Regions from separate parts of the Homo sapiens genome. Here all the other regions are linked to region 3. The links are chromatin contacts, found by Hi-C or POLR2A ChIA-PET in ENCODE. All regions are on one chromosome and are shown on one strand. Each heading gives the region's core, a stretch centred on a gene start or an enhancer-like site at or near the end of the contact. The rest is flanking DNA. Distances are from core to core; before and after follow the strand shown. Region 1 holds the start of TMEM115 (transmembrane protein 115). Region 2 holds the start of TUSC2 (tumor suppressor 2, mitochondrial calcium regulator). Region 3 holds the start of UQCC5 (ubiquinol-cytochrome c reductase complex assembly factor 5).

The links. A loop is a pair of places that touch in the nucleus more often than their neighbours do. ChIA-PET counts read pairs that join two places held with the same protein, here RNA polymerase II (POLR2A). Pooled maps may share reads with other maps.
Region 1: a loop to region 3 is called in a pooled map, with 13 times the contacts of the local background. The contact joins the promoter of TMEM115 here to the promoter of UQCC5 in region 3. A Hi-C loop is called at or near these places in 1 of 37 single-sample maps with no recorded cell type and 8 of 50 pooled maps. POLR2A ChIA-PET finds 5 or more read pairs at or near these places in 1 of 52 experiments (OCI-LY7).
Region 2: a pooled map shows a loop between it and region 3 (5-fold over the local background). The contact joins the promoter of TUSC2 here to the promoter of UQCC5 in region 3. A Hi-C loop is called at or near these places in 1 of 168 maps with a recorded cell type or tissue (spleen), 1 of 37 single-sample maps with no recorded cell type and 10 of 50 pooled maps.

Annotation. Positions count from the first base shown.
Region 1 is chr3:50,357,760-50,362,068 of GRCh38, forward strand. TMEM115 (transmembrane protein 115) reads right to left here and starts at 1,762. Exons shown (of 2, transcript NM_007024.5): 1 at 454-1,762. The coding sequence starts at 1,304. It overlaps LOC127898564 (CYB561D2-LOC101928965), which reads left to right. Exons shown (of 5, transcript NR_183066.1): 3 at 359-917. RefSeq lists enhancers at 1,065-1,955, 1,682-1,981.
Region 2 is chr3:50,326,646-50,330,953 of GRCh38, forward strand. It overlaps TUSC2 (tumor suppressor 2, mitochondrial calcium regulator), which reads right to left and starts at 1,578. Exons shown (of 3, transcript NM_007275.3): 1 at 1,309-1,578. The coding sequence starts at 1,454. It overlaps RASSF1 (Ras association domain family member 1), which reads right to left. Exons shown (of 6, transcript NM_007182.5): 6 at 3,143-4,082. The coding sequence ends at 3,936. RefSeq lists an enhancer at 1,713-1,822.
Region 3 is chr3:52,534,082-52,538,637 of GRCh38, forward strand. UQCC5 (ubiquinol-cytochrome c reductase complex assembly factor 5) reads left to right here and starts at 2,524. Exons shown (of 2, transcript NM_001124767.2): 1 at 2,524-2,825. The coding sequence starts at 2,675. It also overlaps a transcript of NT5DC2 not described here. RefSeq lists silencers at 1-175, 2,210-2,509 and an enhancer at 2,843-3,376.

The sequences.
Region 1 (4,309 bases), core at 512-3,011, 2.2 Mb before region 3:
TCTGAGTTAAAGCCCAGGAAGAGGACACAGCATTTGGAAATTGGAGTGGCCCAGATCACCTTTTGAGGACCCCAGGCCTCCTTCCCTGTCCCTTCCTCACAGGGGAAAGTACCAGCAGGTTGCTTCTGGCTCCCACAGGCCCAATGTCTAGGATTCTGAGATTCTGAGGCAAGGCCAGGGTTCTGTGTCCCTCCACTGGGACTTCACAGCACCAAAGGAAACTGCATTTCTTGAGACTTATTAAGTGGCCCGAGTGGTGAGAAAAGTGCCTCGTGGACCCCAGACACCTAACTGCTGAGTTCCTTAAGGCCAAAGACTGATTTTGTCTTTCCGGATGTGCCCCAATACCTGACTGTAGGTCTCCACCTATGTACAGCGAACACCTCAACAGATGGCATGTGACTCGACCAGTATGCTCCTAGCTTGACAAGATTTTGGAAAATTTCACAGTACCTTCTCCGCTCGGCGTCTTGAGGGTCTGTGCCTGGCAGGCTGATGGTGATGGAGGATGGGGCACCCACATCGTAGCGCTTCACCGTCTTCTGGCATATCTTTACCTTCACCAGGAGGCTGTGCACCAAGTTCGCCAGCAAACCCACCACAGGCTGCAGGATCTCAGGGAAGAAAGTGGCGAAAGCAAAGTGGTCAGCCATGTCCCCTCGGCCCCGGCTATGGCGCTGGTAGAAGCGAAGATATACCCAACTGGAGAGCAGCCCGAAGCCATAGGAAGCCAGCGCCGGGCTCTGGAGCAGCGTGGCGAGCCGCAGCAGGAGCAGCAGCGCCAGCAGCAGCATGGGCATCACACTGACGCGCACCTGGGGCACTCGCAGGACCACACAGTCCCCCATGGTTTGCTTGAGTGCCACCAGGACGCCACCTAGGAAGCCCAAGGCGCCGTGGATACGGACAGTGAACAGGTAGACCAGGTTGAAGGAAGCCATGTAGGTGAGGAGGTAGGCGAAGGCCCCCAGCAGCCCTACAGACACATTCACCACTGAGAAGAAGATGAGCAGCTCCAAGGCCCCCCAGAGGGGCTCCAGCAAACGCCCGGCCACCACCACCGTTGTCAGGCTGATGGCCACGTCCCACACATGCTGCTCCATCAGCCCATGGGTGGCCAGGGTCCAGATCCAGAAGTTGGGAGGAAAGAGGTAGCCCGGGGTGACCGCCAGGCAGCCTGTGTCCACGGCGAAGGAGAGCAGGTAGAGGAATAGTACCGCCGCACACAGAGCCTTCACCACCACGCTGGCGCTGGCCAGAATGGCCCCCAAGTGCTGGCGGGCGCCTGGCAGGGCACGTTGCATCTTCCTGGCGGCTGTCGGCCTGAGAAAAGGGTCTGGTAGGCCAGGGGCCTCCCCGGGGCCTCGTCCTAGTCCGGCCCCGATGGGAGGCCCAGGCCCGGCCTAGTCACTGGCCTATGGCCCTGGTAAAGGATCCGCTTCCGATCGGGTGGGGCTCTGGTCCCGAGGGGCCGAGTCGGGCCTTGTTGCCGGGCCGCAGCGTAGGCCCCTCGCCCGGGACCTGAGGGAAGGCCCTGGACGGCTGCGGCACGCCCGCCTACCCACCCTGTAGGCCCCGTGCCAGGCTAGCCTGGTTGGCGTTGACCTCAGGGCTGGGCCTCCTCCATCCACTGCGAGGCCCTTCGGTTCGCAAGGGGACTGGTGCCTCGTTCTGTACCCGAGTCAAGCCTGGTCAGCTCCCGCTCGGCCTGGCTCCTGGCTTCGACCGTACCTCTTCTCTCGGGGGGCCGACAAACAGGGGTGCTGCGCCTGCGCGTCCCCGGCGGCAGCGGGCTGTCCTCTAAGCGCCTGTCTTCCGGCTCCTCTGCATGCTGGGATACGGAGTCCTTGGTTGCAGCCGGGGAAGAGTTGAACAGGGTTCTGGCTAGAACTACAAGTCCCAGGAGGCCATGAGCACGGACCGGTCCCGTTGTGGTGAGCGCGGGGTGTGCTGGGAGTTGTAGTTCTCAGGGACCGTTTCCGTCGGTTCTCAGGAGGTGGGAAGGGATGAATTAGCATCTCTAACCCCTGAAAGCGGCGGTGAGGGTTCGGGAAGCAACACAGCTCTAGCCCCCACACTTGCTGAATTCCCTAGGAAGAGTAGCTCTATTTGTGCGTGTACCTCTGAGCGAGTGTGTCCTTGTTGGCTGGCGTGTGGGTAGGTGTCACTGTGTGAGAAACAGAACCTCCGTGGTCTGGTGAATGGGACCTGACCCAGGCTGGAACCCTTGCTCTGCCTCGGAGGCTGTGTGGCATTGGTTGGTTAAGTTCCTGAACCTTTTTGAAACTCAGTTTCATGGGCCATAAAATGTAGCTGATGACATGATCTTCCTGTCCTAATAATCAAAGGGGAAAGGGGTGTAAAATGCCAGTCCACCCTGGGTGCTCAGCGAGTGCTGCACATGTTGCCTTTTTTTGTTTGTTTTCTCCCACTTGGAAAAGTTTTTTGTTTGTTATTTCACGTTGCCCTTTTTCCAAGTGAGGTGGACCTGGAGCACGAACCTAGGGCTCCCTCCCGCATAGGGACGAGGCTGGGCAGCCCTCAGTGACCCTCCTCCCCACCAGGGACTTCTGATAACTGCGGAGGATGAGAGGTCTCTCTACAAGCCAGGTCTCTCCACAAGCCTGGGCTAGGCCTGTTCTGGTCCCACTTCACGCCACAGTGACTTCTGACAGGTTGTGTTCTGTGTCTTTTTTTTTTTTTTGTATATGGAGTTACTTTTAAAAAACTGTACATATAGGCTGGGCACGGTGGCTCACGCCTGTAATCCCAGCACTTTGGGAGGCTGAGGCGGGCAGATCACCTGAGGTCGGGAGTTTGAGACCAGCCTGACCAACATGGATAAACCTCATCTCTACTAAAAATACAAAATTAGCCAGGTGTGGTGGCACATGCCTGTAATCCCATCTACTCGGGATGCTGAGGCAGGAGAATCGCTTGAACCCGGGAGGCGGAGGTTGCGGTGAGCCAAGATCATGCCATTGCACTACAGCCTGGGCAACAAGAGCGAAACTTTGTCTCAAAACAAAACAAAAAGCTGTCCATATAATTAAAATAATTCTATGACAAAGTGCTTTTATAAAACACAGGATCCCTTCCTTTCAGCCACTGATTTCAGTGTGTGCTGATGTGTGCATGGCCTACAGGTTAAAAAGGGTGCTGATGCTTTTTTTCTGGGGTCTGGGTTCCCACTGGTTGCCACATCTGGGTAAGGTTGCCAGTTTTAGCAAATCAAAATAAGGATGCTCAGTCAAATTTGAATTCCAGATAAACAATGAGTAATCTTCGAGTATAATCATGTCCCCCTGCCCCCTTTTTTTTTTTTTTTTTTTTTTGAGACAGGGTCTAGCTTTGTCCAAGGCTGGAGTGCAGTGGCACAATCATAGCTCACTGCCACCTCTAACTCCTGGGCTGAAGGGATCCTCCAGCCTCAGCCTCCTGATTAGCTGCGACTACAGGCACACACTACTGTGCCCAGCTAATTTTTAAAATTTTTTTATTTTGTAGAGACATGGGCAGGGGCGGGGTGGCCATCCTACCCAGGCTGATCTCGAACTCGTGAGCTCAAGCGATCCTCCTGCATCAGCCTCCCAAAGTGTTGGGATTACAGGCGTTAGCCACTGTGCCCAGCCCCCAGTTTTTCAGTATAGGTATGTCCCACACAATAGTTGAAACACTTCCATACTAAAAACTCGTTCATGATCTGAAATTCAAAATAGGGTGTTCTGTATTTTATCTTACAACCCTATCCAAGATTGCACGGTCTCTTGCAGGCCATGGGAGCTGTCTTGGGGGTTGTGGATTAGGCATTGCTCTGCAGCCGAACCCTGCAGAGGAGACAGAAAAAGTCTCCATCTTGGCTGAGGCCTCGAAGCCCCTTCATCTATTTAGCATCCAAGCTCCCCAACCCTTGGTGGCCACCTCTTCTCTAAAATCTTTGCTGGTTTTTAGCCTTCTCACCTGGGGGGAAAGGCTTTCTCCTCTTAGTTTGCTCATCTGTGGTATGGGGATACACTAGTACCCACCCCAGAGACTGTGGCGAGGACTCAGCCAGGTCAGTGCGCAGAGAGCAGAGTGTTGGGAGGAGAGAGAGGACTGTGGTGGGAAGGCAGGGACACCTGTGCTCTGGTGGTTACAGGTTATAATTCTCTCCACATGAGAAGATCGCAAAGGTCACACCTTCTAGGGTGAAAATGAACTAGGGCCTAAGCTTGAGAGGATTCACAAAAATGAAGTTTGGCCTATGGCTCCAGTTTAAGCAGCTGCGGCCTCAAGCTCCTGTGGGCCAGGAGGGAGCCGTTGCTGCACT
Region 2 (4,308 bases), core at 328-2,827, 2.2 Mb before region 3:
TCACTCTGTTGCCCAGGCTGGAGGTGCAGTGGCGCGATCTCAGCTTGCTGCAACCTCTGCCTCCTGGGTTCAAGCAATTCTCCTGCCTCAGCCTCCCAAGTAGCTGGGACTACAGACATGCACCACCACACCCTGCTAATTTTTTGTATTTTAGTAGAGACGGGGTTTTGCCATGTTGCTCTGGCTGGTCTCGAACTCCTGAACTCAGGCAATCCACTCGTCTTCATCTCCCAAAGTGTTAGGATTACAGGCGTGAGCCACGGTGCCTGGCCTGCCTGGAGAATCCTTTGCCTGGGGTTTGGGGTCTACTAGAAGAAAGTGGGAAGTGAGGTGATGGGTGGGCAGTGCTACTATGTCAGACCCCCAAGAAGAGAGCCCACACCAGAGCACACCATCCAGGCAGCCACCAAGGCCAGTTCTCATCCTTGATTTGTTCAGCAAGGGCAGCCATTCTAATATCAGGACTTTGCCTTCACCCAGGACTTCTAGAGTGGGCAGGGTGGTGGCCTGGGCATGTTGGTCTCACTCCAGAAGATGCTGCTGGCCCAGTGTCAAAGACTGAAATAGCAGAAGCCTAAGCTAGGAAGAAGCACAAAGGAATGAAGGCTGCGTCTCCCCTGACCCCACACCCCAGGTGGCTGGTGAATTGCCACTGTTGGGTCTTCCTGGTGTCTACAGCCAAATCTCTAGCACAGGGAGCGCCCATCTCCAGGAGCCCACTAGAGCCAAGCCAATCTGGTACTCTTGTGCGGGCCTCTGGGAGACTGGGCTGGGGGTTGGGTGGGTAGGTCAGCGCTCTGGATCTGGAGAACATAACTGGGTGAGGGTCTTTTTTCCTCAGCCTCACCCCCAATACTGAGGCCTATCCCTGCTTTCCCAGCCACTACGCTCAAAGGTTCAGCCCCACTACTGTCAGGAAAAGCAGCCTAAACAGAGGGTTATTATCCCCTTGGAATAACTGGGGGGGAAAGGGAGGCTAGGACCCTTCAGTATGCAGGCTGAGCCGGAAGGGATGAAAGGAAGAGATCTTATGGAGGTCTTATGGAGGCCCTAGCTTAGCTTTACCGTGCGGAAGGTCCGACCAGTGACAAGCCTCAGGCCCACTCTTCCCTAGGGAGACTTTCAGAGTGGCCAGGCCGCCAGGAGACCACTGCCCGGCTTTCTCCACCCCCAGCTCCAATGAGGCTCAAAATATGGGGGTCGTCCTGGCTTGGCTGTAGTGGGGTACAGCGGTGGAAGTTCCCCCGTGGCGCGGGACGCCTGGCCGCCCGCCTGTTCCCCCCGCCAGGGTGGAACCCATGCCCTTACCCGCGGCGCGTGAATACGAAGGGGGGCACAGCTCGGCCCCGAGGCCGCACCAAAGCTTGCTCAGCTCCTGCTGCCTCTGAGCCGCCGCCTCCGGCCGCCGAGGCGAAGGGCCACAGGCCCCGAGCTTTGGACCCGCTGGCGCCCATGTCAGGGCCGCCGGCGCATGGCGGGCCCCGTGGCCGCTCTGCTCACACCGCAGTCCGCACTACCATAACCTGCCCCAGCCGCTGATCGCAGGTGCCGCCGCCGCCGCCTTCCGCAGGCTCGGCTGTCTCCACGGAAACCTCACTTCCGCTTCCGCACGCTGCCACCTCTGATTGGCTGTTGCTCAAGTCGTGGGGGCGGGACCAATGGGCGCCCTTAGATGCTGGGCATCCCAGCATGCGTTGCGAGATCCCAGGTCCCAGCAAGCGCGATCTGACCAGCTGGGACAGCTCCCACCGAGGAAAGTGGTGGCCGTGAGTCCTCCCGGTCTTTTGGGTGTATTTGGCGGCTCTGACGTCCCCCAACACCTGAGTTCAGGCCTAGCAGGACTTCGCAAGCACCAATCCTCAAACCTGCACTTCAGGGCCTAAGGCCAGACCGCCGGGTGCCCATCTGGCTTCTATTTTCACAGCTGTATTTTTGCGATTGCCACGCTTATGTGAACTAACCAAGTTGAAAGAAAATTAAGGAACTGGCCAGATTCACATAGTTACATTCAGTTCTGAAGAACTTCGAATTCAGTGTTTTCAAACCCAGCAGAGTCCATGCTTAATGAAAGCAAGAATTGTTAACAGCTATACCCTCGGTATCACGAGCAGTGTCTGGTCCACGGTGGCAGCTCTGTATTTGGTGAAGGAGTTATGCCACACCTTCTCCCAGAGCGTGGTGTGTGTGTGTTGAAGGGATGGTTTTGTTTTTTTTTTTTTTTGAGATGGAGTTTCACTCTTGTCGCCCAGGATAATGTGCAGTGGCACGATCTCGGCTCACTGCAGCCTCTGCCTCCAGGGTTCAAGCGATTCTCCTGCCTCAGCCTCCCGAGTACTTGGGATTACAGGCATCTGCCACCATGCCGGCTAATTTTTTTGTATTTCTAGTAGAGACGGGGTTTCACCATGTTGGTCAGGCAGTCTTGAACTCCGGACCTCAGGTGATCCACCCGCCTTGGCCTCCCAAAGTGCTGGGATTACAGGCCTGAGCCACTGCGCCCGGCCGTTTTTTTTTTTTTTGAGTTGGAGTCTTGCTCTATCGGAGTGCAGTGGTGTGATCTCCACTCACTGCAACCTCTGCCTGCCGGGTTCAAGCGATTCTCCTGCCTCAGCCTTCTGAGTAGCTGGGACTACAAGCGCCCACCACCACGCCCAGCTAAATTTTTTTTGTATTTTTGGTAGAGATGGGGTTTCGCCATGCTGGCCAGGCTGGCCTCGAACTCCTGGCCTCAAGTGATCTGCCCACCTAGCCCAACCAAAGTGTTGGGATTACAGGTGTGAGCCACTATGCCCAGCCAGTTTCCCTAAGTTCTAACTGCAGTCCATTTTTGTCTCCACCACAACCTGAGCCCCAGGGAGCTGAGTGATGACCAAGTATGTATGCATACTACATCTTCACAAATTGGTCCATGGTGACTTTGCAAGACACCTGGGAGCCTGTCCATCACCCTTGGCAACTTCTGGCACCATGAGGGGCAACTGCAGCTCTGCGCCTATAATAATAAAGAGTCCAGGCTGGGCAGGGTGGCTCACACCTGTAATCCCAACACTTTGGGAGGCCAAGTTGGGAGGATCCTGGGCAACACAGAGAGACTCATGTCTCTACAAAAACTTTATATGTATAAAAGATTCCAACAGCAGGAGGATCTTGAAATCTTTATTGAGCCAATTCTCTCAGGCCCCAGGCCCTGATGATGACTGTCACCCCAACCCCTTTCCCCACAGGAGGCATTCAGCTGAGGCCACCACACATTACATACATTCACGCACTTCATAAAAAACACCTGAGGGAGAGACCCTGGCTTTGATTAGCAAATAAGGTATGAACCTGGGCCAGTGCCCACATTCACACAGACCCTGGCCCAGGGACATCCTCCTCATATGAAGCATTAAGGCACATGCTGTACTGTGAGCCAGCACTCCCTGACCTCAGGGTGTGTGAGGAGTTGGCACTGTAGAGAGAAACCAAGACTCTTCCTCAATGCCTGCCTTATTCTGAGCACCCACCCTTAGCTCTGATAAGGATATCCTGAGACCACATTCAAGATCCAAAACCTTTCCTCATAGATGAGGGCCGTCACCCCTGCAAACATGACCCTGTTCTGTTTGCAGGGTCTCCAAGATTTTCACTTCTGAGACAAAAATTGAGGAGACTTCTGTCTGCACCACTCCTGCTGCAGGCCTGGAGCAGCTTCTCAGGGCAGCCCTGGCCCACTAAGGCCCAGTAATGAGGGCAGAGGGGTGCAGAGCCATACCTGGCTACACCCACAGGTGGACACAGGGAGCAAGCTACTTCGCTGTTCTCTGGGCTCATTCCCCCAGCACAGGAGGGCCTCCATGCACACTCATTCCACAGGCCCCACTGGCCCTGTCACACTCACACGGCACGCACTTGGCGCTGCCTGCTGTCTGCCTTCCACCTGGGGGTACAAGAGGTCACCCAAGGGGGCAGGCGTGCAGGGCCTCTTGGATCTTCTGGCGGCAATAGGAGTACTTCTGCAGGATCTGGCGGAGGTGCTCCTCCTCCTCCCGCTGCAGGATACGTAGGAAGTTATGTAGTTCAGGCATGCTGAAGGCGTCCCACTGCAAGGGGCAAAAGGGGAGTGTACAGGCTGCAGAAGGGATGGCCAAGCCAGCAGACCCTCCCCAGAGAAGACTAGCACCTCATGTTCACACAAGCTAGGACTGGGCTTTCTGATGTCAGGCTCTTGGCTGAATGATCTCTGGTAGGATCCCTGACAGCAGTTTGTATGGAAGATGGGCCCTACAAAACGGTCACCTTACTGAGACAACCAAGTCAGATGTTCCC
Region 3 (4,556 bases), core at 1,274-3,773:
AGAGCGGCCGTCCCTGAGAGGCTCCGGACGGCCGAGGCGCCGAGAGGAGACAGCCGGAGCGCGACGGGTACCCCCCGGGCCCCCGGGTCCTCTGCCGCCCTCTCCGCTCCCGGGTCCGCCCGCCCTACCCTGCGCCTCTGGATGCTTCTGACCCCAGATCCTCCGCTCCTCCCCCTAGTCCTGGTGCTCTCCTTTCCCGGGGTCCTGGTCCCCGGTCTCTGGGCTCGGACTGACTGCCCACTGACCAGAGCCCGGGCCAGTCCACTCACTGGTCTAACAAATAAAGAGCCCTTCCCGCGCTTCCCGGTGCCAGGCCCACGCTGGGGGAGGCCGAGGGGCCTGCAGGGCAGCCGACGTCCGCTAACCAGGTGACTGGGCCGTGCGCTGCAGGGTTGTGGGCCACGGTCACTGCGCCCGCTTGGTTCGGACCTCGGCAACTGGCCGCACTGACCCGTCAACTCCCGGTTTCCCGGCGCACGCCCCTCGTGAGATGCTGTGGTCTTTTCTAGCAACGTCGACAGGCTTTCCAACAAAATTCCTCTTTCCTGCGCAGAACCGCTCTCCACTCGCATTTCTTCTGCTCAGATCCGTATTCCGAGCCCGCACGCATACCAGGCTGTGCTCAGGGTCCGGAGGAGGCCGACCCAGTAGCCGTGGGCCCTGTCGGAGGGGAGCCAGCTGGGCGCGCGTTGTTTTCTGAGGTGGCCGCGCTGTCTTTCAGGGTGTGTGTACATTCGAAACTCCACTGAACCTTGATTGAAGACCTACAGTGTGGCAGTCCATGGCCTGGGGACTGGTAAGGATTGAGGCCGTAGGATGGGCTCGAGTGTGGCGGTGTCCCCAGGGCCCCAGTGAGCAAGTGGGTGTGCTGGGAACCTGGCCACAAGTGAACCTCCTCCAGGCGAGGGGATGCCCTGCAGCATCCAGCCGTCAAAACCTCCTGTAGAAACGGGAGCGAGCATCAAGCCTGTGTGTGTGCATGCTTGGGCGGAGTCTACCCGGAGGAGAAAGAGGCTTCCGGGCTGGCCCTCCAAAGCCGGTTGTACAGGCGGCAGCTCAGGCTGCTCACTGCGGGCCCTATGACCCTTTCTGGGGCCCTGCTTGCTCTCTCCAGTCTGCTTTTGTATATTTTGTGTCCATATCACCAAATCGTCTCATTGGTTCTAAGCTTTCATTTACCTTCCTTAGATTGTCTAATAGTTGTCTCCTTTCTCAAAGCTGTTCCTGCAGTTTTTACTTTAGTCCTAGGTAATGGGGTGACAGCCCCTTTCAGTTATCTTCAGCAAGCACAGCAGCATGAGAAGACGCAATTACAAGTGAAGTCTCTTAAGTCAGAGCCCTGCTTCTACCTGGCATAGTCTCTTAAACTGTCAGTTAAGAGACTACATATAAACAATACACGTTCAGACTCGGCGCGGTGGCTCACGCCTGTAATCACAGCACTTTGGGAGGCCAAGGCAGGAGGATCTCTTGAGCCCAGGAGTTTGAGACTAGCCTGGCCAATATAGTGGGACCCCCATCTCTACAAAAAATTAAAAAATTAGCCGGGCGTGGTGGTGCACGCCTGTAGTGGTGGGAGGATGGCTTGAGCCGGGGAGGAGGGGGTTGCAGTGAGCCGAGATTGCGCCACTGCACTTCAGCCTGGATGACAGAGCGAGGTCCTGTCTCAAGAAACAAACAAAAACCATGTTTGGGAATACATGTGAAGAGCGAGGGCTCTGCCAATCATTATCATCATAATGAATATTCTAACTAATATTAATCAGTTACTATGCTCCAGGGTTGTGTTCAGTGCATCATTCCTATTACCGCACTAAATTATCACAGCGTCAGAACAAGGCCTCCGTTTTACGGCTTAGGGAATTGAGGCACAGATGGGCTAAGGGAGCACCTGTAGAGCAGGGATGTGGTTTGGTAACAGAGTGCATGCTCTTTATACTGCTCTTCTGCGATTATTGTGAATAAAGCGCCTACAAGTGCCTGTGGAACTGTAAGTGCCCCATACAAGATAGCTTTTATTAATTTTAGGGTTCTCACGGGGCGCTTACTTAGATTTTTGCTGTGATAATTGATAAAGTTCAGCTTTCAACACTCCATATCAAATTCTGTTACTTTAGAAGTCTAGGCACCAATCACGTCTCCGAAATAAACGCAAGGCATTGCATAATTGCATTTTGGAATGTGGTGCTGTACATAGTCCATCAGAGAGGGTCATCACTTCTATCTGGGTATTAGGAATAAAAATGGCGGTGGCAGAGTAGGGGGCGCGGCTGCCAACTGCGAGCTCAGACCTGCACTGGGGAGGCAGGGGGCGGGGCCGGGCCGGCGCCACGTGGGCTGTCCTTCCCTTTTGGGCCGTCCCACCTCCAGAGCTGAGGCGCCTGCGCCAGCTCCTTCGAGGCCCTGCTCGGCTTCAGGGAGCACGCGCGCCCTGCCGTGCTCTGATTGGCGGAGCTGCACGCCCCCGCTGCAGTCTGATTGGCGGATCCGCCTCGCTTTAGAAGGTCGGCGCCCAGTTCCGGCACTCGTGCGCCTACCAGACAGTGGCGGAGGACGGCGCTCGCTAGTCTCCCAGGTCGCGGTACACGGCGAGAACGGGCGGGGCGGTCTCGGCTGCGTCCGGGCGATCCAGTGCTTAGTTCCGTCATATCCCTCTCCACGACCTCGGTCGAGCATGTTCACCAGGGCCCAGGTGAGACGGATTCTGCAGCGGGTGCCCGGGAAGCAGCGATTTGGCATCTACCGGTTCCTGCCCTTCTTTTTTGTCCTGGGAGGAACGATGGAGTGGATCATGATTAAAGTGCGCGTGGGCCAGGAGACCTTCTGTAAGTGAGGGGGTAGCAGTCTCTGTTTCCTTTCAGGAAGGCACGAGGCGGTAGGGATCCGTTTTTCTGGGGAGTATTCTCAGATTGCAGACCGCGCATTCCACTCAGAGCGCTGGGCGAGTGCAGTTCCATTCGCTTGGCAGTCAGGGCGGCCTGGCTCTCCTGTAGGCCGGGCACATTGGCGTCCAGCCTTGTGACCTTCCCTGCACTTACAGGCGAGATCACGTGCTTCTTCCAGCCCTCTCATGCCTGCCCTTCACCCCTGCCGGTGACATCGTTTGGGCTTAAGGAACAGACTTGCTCACAACAATCGTAGAAGGGGGTGGATATGAGGGGTCAGGGAAACTCCTGCTAACTAGCCATTTCTCTTTGGATTCTTCTGTCCAAACTCTGGAGGGAGCTGATCTGCCTGGCTTTGCTAATTACCACTACCTTTACAGGACAGTCATTGGCACCAGGTCTTTGGTCTGGGTCCAGATGATCAGCACTGTAAAGATAGTGGTAACGCCTGGCACTGCATTACTGAGCATTAACTCTGGACAGGCCAGTTCCTTTCAGGAGGACTTCCCCAACCCCTCGGCCCTTTCTGCTTTGCCCCTCTCCTGAAACGCTATCACTTGTGACTTGCCAACCCACATTTTAAAGAATTGTTACATTAGTGATTCCTAAAGATCCTTAGTCCTTCTGTTCATCCATTCATTGATACTTAATGAGCATTCTTGAGGGGCTATAATGAACAAGGCAGAGGTGTCCCTTACCCCAGAAGAGCTCTAATGGGAAAGAAGATGATAAAGACAATTAGCATACAAAGTGATCAGTGCTGTGAGAAGGAAGTGGGAGGAACATAGGACTCTCGGGTGGGCGCCTCAACTGGACTAGATGGTGCAGGGAAGGCTTCCGGAAGCAGCTACCAAGTAAAGTAGGACCTGAAGACTGAGTAGGTGTCAGTCAGATGAGGGGAAGGTGTGTGGAATTGAAAGCATCTCCATGGCAGTGGTAGGAGCACTTGTGTGAGAGTATGCTGTGTGTTTGAGGGATTGAAGCAGATCAACAAAGTGGGGATGGCTAGAAGGGTGCCTGGGCAGGGTGGCAAAGGGACTGGAGAACCAAGAATGGATCCCAAGGATTGAGTCATTTTAGGGAGAGGCTTTAACATGTGGAGAATGGCTCCTTGTGGACAGATTGGTAGGAACAGTTACGCTGTATGGCTGTCCAGAGTTGAGACAGTGGCCTGGTCTAGGTTGGGGCAGAAAGGATACCAAGAAGGGATGGAAGTAAAAGACAGCCCAGAGGTAGTACTGACAGGGCATGGTGATTAAGTGGACTCAGGAGATGAGGAGTGGAGGCTTCTGGTGGGACACCTGGGGCAGGGGGTAGTGCATTTCCTGAAGGTGCCGAACACAGGCAGGGCCATCCTGGGCACCATCTGGGACGTGACGAGGTAGATATGGTTATACAGAGCTGAAGCTCAGGAGGCAAATCTGGGCCAGAAATTGGGATTTGTGAACCATTCAGAAGCAAATTATGATGGAAGTCAAATCCCAACATTTTAATTTAATTTATTTATTTTTTGAGACTGAGTTTCGCTCTTGTTGCCCAGGCTGGAGTGCAGTGGTGCGATCTTGGCTCACCGCAACCTCTGCCTCCCAAGTTCAAGTGATTCTCCTGCCTCAGCCTCTGGAGTAGCTGGGATTACAGGCATGCACCACCACGCCCGGCTAATTTTGTATT